2 separate regions of the Homo sapiens genome follow, and region 2 is linked to region 1. Evidence: read pairs that join two places in POLR2A ChIA-PET (ENCODE). Cell type or tissue: Panc1. All regions are shown on one strand. Each heading gives the region's core, and the rest is flanking DNA. Links, peaks and the distances in the headings are about the cores only.

Region 1 (3,959 bases), core at 978-3,477:
AACAGCGCAAGTACCCATATTTTTGTTGACTAAGTTTTACTGTAATATTTATCAAGGAAATGGGTATTTAATGACCATTTAATAATAAAATAAATTGTACAATTATTGTGTTGAAATAAGATTTTACTGAGACATGAACTGTTGTTATATCAGTGTGTGCAGCTTATTTGAATAGTCTTGCAGCATGAACATTTTTGCTTCTTAACATAAGGATCCATGTTCTCATCACTAAGATTTAACAGACATTAACATTTTGCTGTTTGCTTCAAATTGATCTCAGAGGCATGTTAACCAACTTTAAATATTGCCACTTCACTATTTCCCTAGAAGTAAGTACTATCAAGTTGGTCTTAGTAGTTTTAGTGTTTATACAACTCAAGCATGTTTTTAAATACTTTTGCCACATATTCATGTATGTAAACTAATCTGTTGCTTTGTAAATTTTATTTGTTTTTGTTTTTGTTTTTTTGACACGGAGTCTCGTTCTGTTGCCCAGGCTGGAGTGCAGTGGAGTGATCTCGGCTCACTGCAACCTCTGCATCCCAGGTTCAAGCTATTCTCCTGCCTCAGCCTGCCGAACAGCTGAGATTACAGGTGCCCGCCACTATGCCTGGTTAATTTTTTTCTATTTTTAGTAGAGATGGGGTTTCACCATGTTGGCCAGGCTGGTGTCGAACTCCTGACCTTATGATTCGCCTGCCTCAGCCTCCCAAAGTGCTGGGATTACAGGCGTGAGCCACCGCTCCCAGCTTCTGCTTTGTAAGTTTTATAACTTTGCATAATGGCATCACACTGTATGTATCATTTTCCAGCTACTTTGTTTTGATTTACTCATGGTGATACAAGTTAATGTAGTCTATACTTTTAAATTCTGTAGAGATTTACATTGTATCAGCATTATTGTATGCTTCTGCTTGTATATATGTGAAAATTTCTCTGGGTGGATACTCTATAACCAACAATTCTCCAGGAAATTATATGCATTTTTATTCTACCAAATATCACTCTGGAGATTTCTCATGCTGTTTGGGTTCCTAATTCTTTATGTGTGACTTATTTTTTCCCCTTTTTTCCCTCTGGGAAATGTTAGGTTTTATCTTTATCACCAGTGTTTTGAAATTTCAGTTGCTTTTTGTGTCTCTGTATGTGTGTGTGGTTGGTTCTACTTTCAGTCCTGACACTTAGGGTGTTTAGTTCTCTTTCCTTTTCTTGTTCTTTCTCTAATAGCTGTTAGTTTCAGGACTGATCCTGCAGCTTTCTTAGTTTTATTCTTTACTACTTTGAGTCTGTTTGGTTTTTGTGAAGGGGAGGGGTCTGGGGGATTTTACTTTTGATTTTTTTTTTTTCAGTTTGATTTTCTAAACTTTTATTGACAATTTTCTGTCATTTTAATTATTTTTATTTTATGTTATGTTATGTTATGTTATGGTATTGTATTGTATTGTATTGTATTGTATTGTATTGTATTGTATTGAGATGGAGTTTCGCTCTGTCGCCCAGGCTGGAGTGCAGTGGCACGATCTCGGCTCACTGCAACCTCCATCTCCTGGATTCAAGCGATTTTCCTGTCTCAGCCTCCCGAGTAGCTGGGATTACAGCCCACAAACCATGCCCGGCTAATTTTTGTATTTTCAGTAGAGATGGGGTTTCGCCATGTTGGCCAGGGTGGTCTCAAACTCCTGACCTCAGGTGATTTGCCTGCCTCGGCCTCCCAAAGTACTGGGATTACAGGTGTGAGTCACTGTGCCTGGCCTGTCATTTTTATTTTTAAAATGTTTTCTTTAACTTGACATTATAATCTTACATATGTATTAGGTATAAAATGATGTTATAACATATGTATGCAGTGTAAAATGATTGAATCAAGCTAATGAACATATCTATCACCTTACATAATTATTATTTATTTCACCTGTCTAACCACAACTTTCTATCCTTTGACCAACATCTCCCCATTTTGCACCACCCTCCCAGCCTCTGGTAACTACCATTCTACTCTCTGCTTCTATGAGTTTGATTGTTTTAGATGTCACATGCAAGTGAGAATATACAATATTTGTCTTTCTATTCCTGGCTTCTTTTACTTAGCATAATATCCTCCAGGTTCATCCATGTTGTTGTAAATGACAGAATTTCCTTCTTTTTTTAAGGCTGAACAGTATTCCATTGTGTATATATACACCACATTTTCTTTATCCATTCATTCATTGATGGACACTTAGGTTGATTGCATAACTTGGTTTTGGTAAATAATGCCACAGTGAACATGGGAGTGCCGATACTTCTTCCACATACTGAATTCAGTTCCTTAGGGTTATATACCCAGAAGTGGGATTGCTGGATCATATGGTAATTCTGGTTTTAGTTTTTTGAGGAATAGATAGTTGTCCAGAATTACTGTAATAATTTACATAACCACCATCAGTGTACAAAGGTTCACTTTTCTCCATATCCTTACCAATACCTGTTATCTTTTCCTAATAGCCATTCTGACAGGTGTGAGATGATATGTCATTGTGCCTTTAATTTGCATTTCCCTGATGATTAGTGAGGTTGAGCATTTTTTCACATATCTATTGGCCATTTGTATGCCATTTTAATTTCAAAAAGCACTTTTCTTTCCTCTGAATTTTTTTATTTTGAAAAAAATTTTTTTAGAGACATGTTGTCACTCTGTTACCCAGGCTGAAGTACAGTGGCCCATCACTACAGTCTTGAACTCCTGGGCTAAGGCAGTCCTCCCGCTGTAGCTTCCCTAGTAGCTAGGACTACATGTGCTTGCTACTGTACCCAGCTAATTAAAATTTTTTTTCTTTTTTTTTTTTTTTTTTTTGAGAGACAGAGTCTCGCTCCATTGCCCAGGCTGGAGTGCAGTGCTACGATCTCAGCTCACTGTAACCTCTGTCTCTCAGGTTCAAGTGATCCTGCTGCTTCAGCCCCCCAGTAGCTGGGATTACAGGCACGTGCCACCATGCCCGGCTAATTTTTGTAATTTTAGTAGAGATGGGGTTTTACCGTGTTGGCCAGGCTGGTCTCGAACTCCTGACGTAAGGTGATCCACCCGCCTCGGCCTCCCACAGTGCTGGGATTACAGGCGTGAGCCACTGTGCCCAGCATAAAAAATTTTTTTTTATAGAGACAGAGTCTCACTTTGTTGTCCAGGCTGGTCTCGAGCTACTGGCCTCAAGCAATCCTCCTACCTTGAACTCCCAAAGCCCTGGGGTTGCAGGCATGAACTACTGCATCACCCAGCCTGGTTTTGTTTATTTGTTTGTTTGTTTGTTTGTTTTTAATATCTTTTTGGTTCATGAATAGAATACTTTTTTATTTCTCTTAAGGATTTTTTTTTCCCTAGTCCTTGCATGGTTTTTTCCTTCTGATTCCTTTTTCTTTGTTTGATTTATTTTGCTTTTCATGTTGTATGTTTCCTTTCAGTATCTGGTAATCTTTGGATAGCTCCTCATATTTAAGTGTAACCCTGACAGCCTTGACAGGGATGTCATTTGATAGGCCTCGCTGTGGGATGATTGTGGAGACCAAGCATTTTATGGAGTATTCCTGTGTGTAAGTAATCTGTGGGTACTTTCTCTGGGACTAGTGAATTTCCTCAGAGAGCAATAGAGCTGTTGCCTGCTTGTGGTTTCCTTGATTTCTGGGAGTTGGTAAAGAAGGCTGAGCAGGCCGGGCGTGTTGGCTCATGCCTGTAATCCCAGCACTTTGGGAGGCCGAGGCGGGCGGATCACGATGTCAGGAGATCGAGACCTTCCTAGCTAACACGGTGAAACCCCGTCTCTACTAAAAATAGAAAAAATTAGCCAGGCGTGGTGGCGGGCGCCTGTAGTCCCAGCTACTTGGGAGGCTGAGGCAGGAGAATGGTGTGAACCTGGGAGGCGGAGCTTGCAGTGAGCCGAGATCGCGCTACTGCACTCCAGCCTGGGCGACAGAGGAAGACTCCATCT
Region 2 (3,959 bases), core at 554-3,053, 740 kb after region 1:
GTACAACCAAGATCGACTTTGCCCTGTCCCCCAACGCCCCCCTCATCCCACGGCTCCACGGCTGGGAGGCTCCGGACTCAGAGCTCGCGGACTCGGCGCTCAGGGTCAGCACCAGCAGCTCGGCTTAAGCCGGGGCAGGCTCTCTAAGCCCTGCTCAGAAGTCAAGAGCAGCAGTGCTGCCTCTCCTCGCCGCCTTTCATGCCGCGGCCGCTCCTTATTCTTGTGTCTCGGCCTCTCCCGGCCCCCTCGGACAAAACCCCCAGAGCCCGGCCACTCTCTTCCCGCTAAATCCCCTTCGGGGTCAGTGCTCTACCAGCACCGGGCCGCGCGCCTCTCCTGCCAGCCGTGTGGCTCTTAAAGAGCTGCACCCCTCCTCCGCCCTGCGCGATCCCCCGACCCCCGCCTCCCCTCCCCTCTCCTCCGGATCTAGCCCCCCACGCCGACGCCTGAGGTCCCTGCTGCCCCGACCGATGCCTGCGGACTCCCAGCCCCCTCCCCTCGCCTCCTCCCCTGAGCAGCCGGTGGGCCTGGCCTCGAGGCCACAGGGCTGAGTTCTACCCTCGCCTCAGGTCCCCTTTCTCACCAGCAGCGCACACCCCTCCCTTCCCCGCCCCTACTTTAGCCCTCTGGGTCGATCAAGGCCCGGGCACCGCCTTTGCCCAGCTCAGAGGTGATGCCTAAAGATTGCCAGTTTAGGGTTAAGTTAGGGGGTTATGTGATGGGAAATGGGGCAGGGCATGCTAGCGGAGCTAGGGAGAGAGAAAGGAAGAGAAGCAAACCAGATGGACTTGGAGGGCTCTCTGTATCCCAGGGCCTACCTGGCCTTTTGGTTCCTTTCCACGACCTCCCAGAGACGCTCACGCGGGCACGGGGTCCTGAGGTTACCAACCTGACCAGGCCCACTGTGTGTCTGAGGGATCCTGGGCATGTTTGTGTTTGTGTGTTGGGGGGTGGGGTCCAGAAAGTCCTGAGTGTGGATTTGGAGCAGCCTGCTTCCCAAGCCCAGAGCATTAATTCCCCCCAAAAGTAACCCTTAAGGGCCCAAGAGCTGTGTATGCAAGGAGGGAGTGAAGGACCTTGAGCTCCGACTGTCCAGGGAAAAGGGCATCAGAGGAGAGGGGAGACAGAAAGGGAAGGAAGGCTACACTTCCTGAGGACTGAAGCACAATTTTTAAGAGGGTGTCTTATATTTACTGGCCAGCCATGTCAGCTGCCCCACTAAGAAAAGGTGAAGTAGATGACTGCTTTGGTTTCCCTTCCTTCCAGGGCTCTGGCTCTCTGCCTCTCTGCCAGGCTGCCAGGCCAGTCTTGCAGGGTGGTCTTGCCTATAGCACTTTTTTTGCCAGGCCTCCCTGGGACTAGAAGCCAAAGAAGGGATACCTCTGTTGAGGGGGAGTGCAGGACGGGCTGTGGTCCCCTGCCTTCCCTACTGCCACTTGTCATAACATGTGACTGGGCTCTGTGAATGGTGGAGGCAATGATGGGTTAGGGAGGGGAGCTGCCCACCCTTTCTCAAATCCAAGTCCTGGCACACCAGGTCTGGCTGTTCAGAAGGGGAACCTTGGGAAGAAGTGTGTGGCCTCTGGGCAGTGGAAGCCAAGGGAACCTAAGGTGATAGGAGGATGGAAGGCTGACCCTCAGCCACCCCAGCATTAGTCCAGATGCACCTTTAAGGAACTGGAGTGACTAATTGATTTGCAATTGGTCCACTTGGGAGAGGCTGGCAGTGCACTCCCTGGGCTGGATCCTGAGACAGCAAAAGCCTCTCCTGCCACCCGCTCCCCTCCCTGCACTGCCCCCAACCAGTATGGCTCACACCTCCCAACTCTCCAGCCCCTCTCTCTTGGGAATGGGTAACTGCAGGCAGCTAGGCTGGGTTTGTGCCCACCCTCCTGGGCCTGGCAGTGGGAGGTGCCGTGGTTCAAGACAGAGCCAAACTTCCCCTGTTTCAGAATGTGGGGGGTGGAGGGTCCTTTAGAGGGCGGCGGGGCTCATTAGGCAGAGCAGGGTGCCGAGAGGTGCGCGTCGCCGGCCCCTGAGGCCGCCTTTGAGCCGTCGGGGCGGCTTCATTAAGCTGCGCTAACAAGGCGTACAAATGCCGAGCCCAGCAGCTTTCTTGCAATGCCCGGCCTTAGCAGGGCGCCGGACTAATGAGGGTCACTCAAAGGGGCTGATCAAATATTCAAATTTCCCCGCACGCCAGGAACTTTTATGCATGGAGAAAGTTGAGGCAACTGAGCTGTGTTTACTGTCCGGGGCGACAATTGCTTGGAGCGCCAGTCCCCGGAGGCTAAGGCGGGGGGCGGGGGTGCGGGGAGGGAGCAGTTGTTGTTGTTGTTTTTCAAAGGAAAGTAATCGGGGTCCTTGAAGGGCTTCGCGGCCTCCCCGCCTGCGTGCTGCGCTCCCCTGCGCCCTCCCTGGCCGCCCGCGCCAAGCGCCTCAGTTTGCAGCTTGCGGGGAGGCCCAGACTACGGGCCACCCGGCCAGCCTCCGCCTCCCGACATCCTGGGAGCCGGAAGGGGCGTTGCCCCCACAGGGCAAACCTTCCCCCGGCCTCCTGGTCGGCTGTTTAGAGCTGAGCAAGGCCAAGTGGGTGCAGCTGCCCCAACCCTCCGGATCCTCGTCTCCCGGAGGCCTGCAGACCCGTTGGCTTTCCCTGTAACCCAAAACAAGGAGAGAGTGGGAGGTCTCTCGGGCGTTCTCCAGATGTGGTTGAGACTTTCCCAGTGCTGGGGTGGCGGGTGACATTTGTAAATAAATGCCAGTTGGTCCGGGTACAAGGAGAACACTATTTAAACCCCAAAGACATCTTTTCTCCCTGCCCCACCTGAAGGCGATATTTTAGATCGCCGGGGCCAGGATTGAAGCGGGGATGATGGCAGCAAATTTGTTCTGCACAGGTGACCCGGCCTGTACGGGCGCCAAGTCCCAGATCCCGCAATCAGAGCGGCCAGAGAGCAGAGAAGAGACCTAGAGGATCTGCAAGCTGACCTATCCACCCGAGACTCTCCGCTCTGAGCGACCCCAGGGTGCAGGCGCCCTCCACGCGCCACCTCCTCTAGCGGTCCCCCAGGGTCCCTTCCCAGTCCTCGCACTGCCCTAGGGCTTGCTTGGTTCCCAGACCAGCGTGGAAGGCCGCTGGGCCCCGGAACCCAAGGTCCCTCTGCTTCTGCTCCACTCCCCAGTGCCCAGCGCCTGGGAATTTGGGAGGGGAAGCTCTGGCGCTCCACAGCCCTGCTTCCCACCCAAACACGCACTCAGAACCCCTCGACTGAGATCCTATGGAGCCTGCGCCCCCAGCCCGGCGGGGAGCCAGTCCGGCCCTCCGCTCTGGGACCAGCCGCCCCGCCTCCCTGCCCTGCTCTCCGGACTCTCAACTTACCCGCTCCAGGAGGCGGGAGTACTGCTTCAGGCCAGAGCCGAAAGGCGCTGGCGGCGGCTGGACCGCGAGGTGGGCTCGGTGGGCGGCGCCGAGCTCGGCTCTGCTGGGAGGCGCGGACAGCCCGGGGCTGCCACCTGCCCCACCGGGTCCTGGCGCACAAAGCTACACGCCTCTCTGCAGCCCTCTGCCCTGCTTCGCGTTCCGGAACCGCGGTCGCCACCCAAGCAGGCGGGGTGCGGCAGGGCGGCAGGGCGGCAGGCGCTGGGGCAGAGGCTGGGGGGCGGGGGTGTCGCCAGAGTCTCAGCCCCACTTGCCTCAGTTCTCCCTGAGTGGCGATGGTTTTTTATTTCAGCGCTTTCGGCAGAGCCCGCAGCACCTGCCCAGCCTCCCTCCGGGGCTGGCCGGGCAGTGGCAGGGAGAGGCCAGGTCGCCACCACCCGGAGGCGGGGGTTTCGGGGACGGGGAGGGGACTGACCGGGTTCACCCGCCCGCCCGGCGCCTGGGTCCCCGGCTCCGGGGGATGCAGTTTCGGGGTCACGAGCTGCTTTCAAAAAGTTGAACACAATATTCGGAAACC

Evidence for each region. Peaks named below come from ENCODE experiments on the same cell type or tissue, not always from the same donor. Only the 100,000 strongest peaks of a DNase experiment are listed, where the experiment ranks them.
Region 2: POLR2A ChIA-PET joins it to region 1 with 10 read pairs; 2 of 35 experiments call an interaction of 5 or more read pairs at or near these places.

Annotation. Positions count from the first base shown.
Region 1 is chr2:44,190,763-44,194,721 of GRCh38, forward strand. All of the region lies in intron 1 of PPM1B (protein phosphatase, Mg2+/Mn2+ dependent 1B), which reads left to right. Among named protein-coding and RNA genes, the nearest start is that of PPM1B, 24 kb to the left of the region's middle. In Panc1, for the core only: no CTCF peak of the experiment used is centred there; no DNase peak of the experiment used is centred there.
Region 2 is chr2:44,935,441-44,939,399 of GRCh38, forward strand. It overlaps LINC01833 (long intergenic non-protein coding RNA 1833), which reads right to left and starts at 3,759. Exons shown (of 2, transcript NR_147195.1): 1 at 3,383-3,759. RefSeq lists enhancers at 1,441-1,974, 1,975-2,507, 3,926-3,959 and silencers at 2,381-2,460, 3,455-3,584. In Panc1, for the core only: no CTCF peak of the experiment used is centred there; no DNase peak of the experiment used is centred there; H3K4me3 peaks cover 921 bases; H3K27me3 peaks cover 223 bases.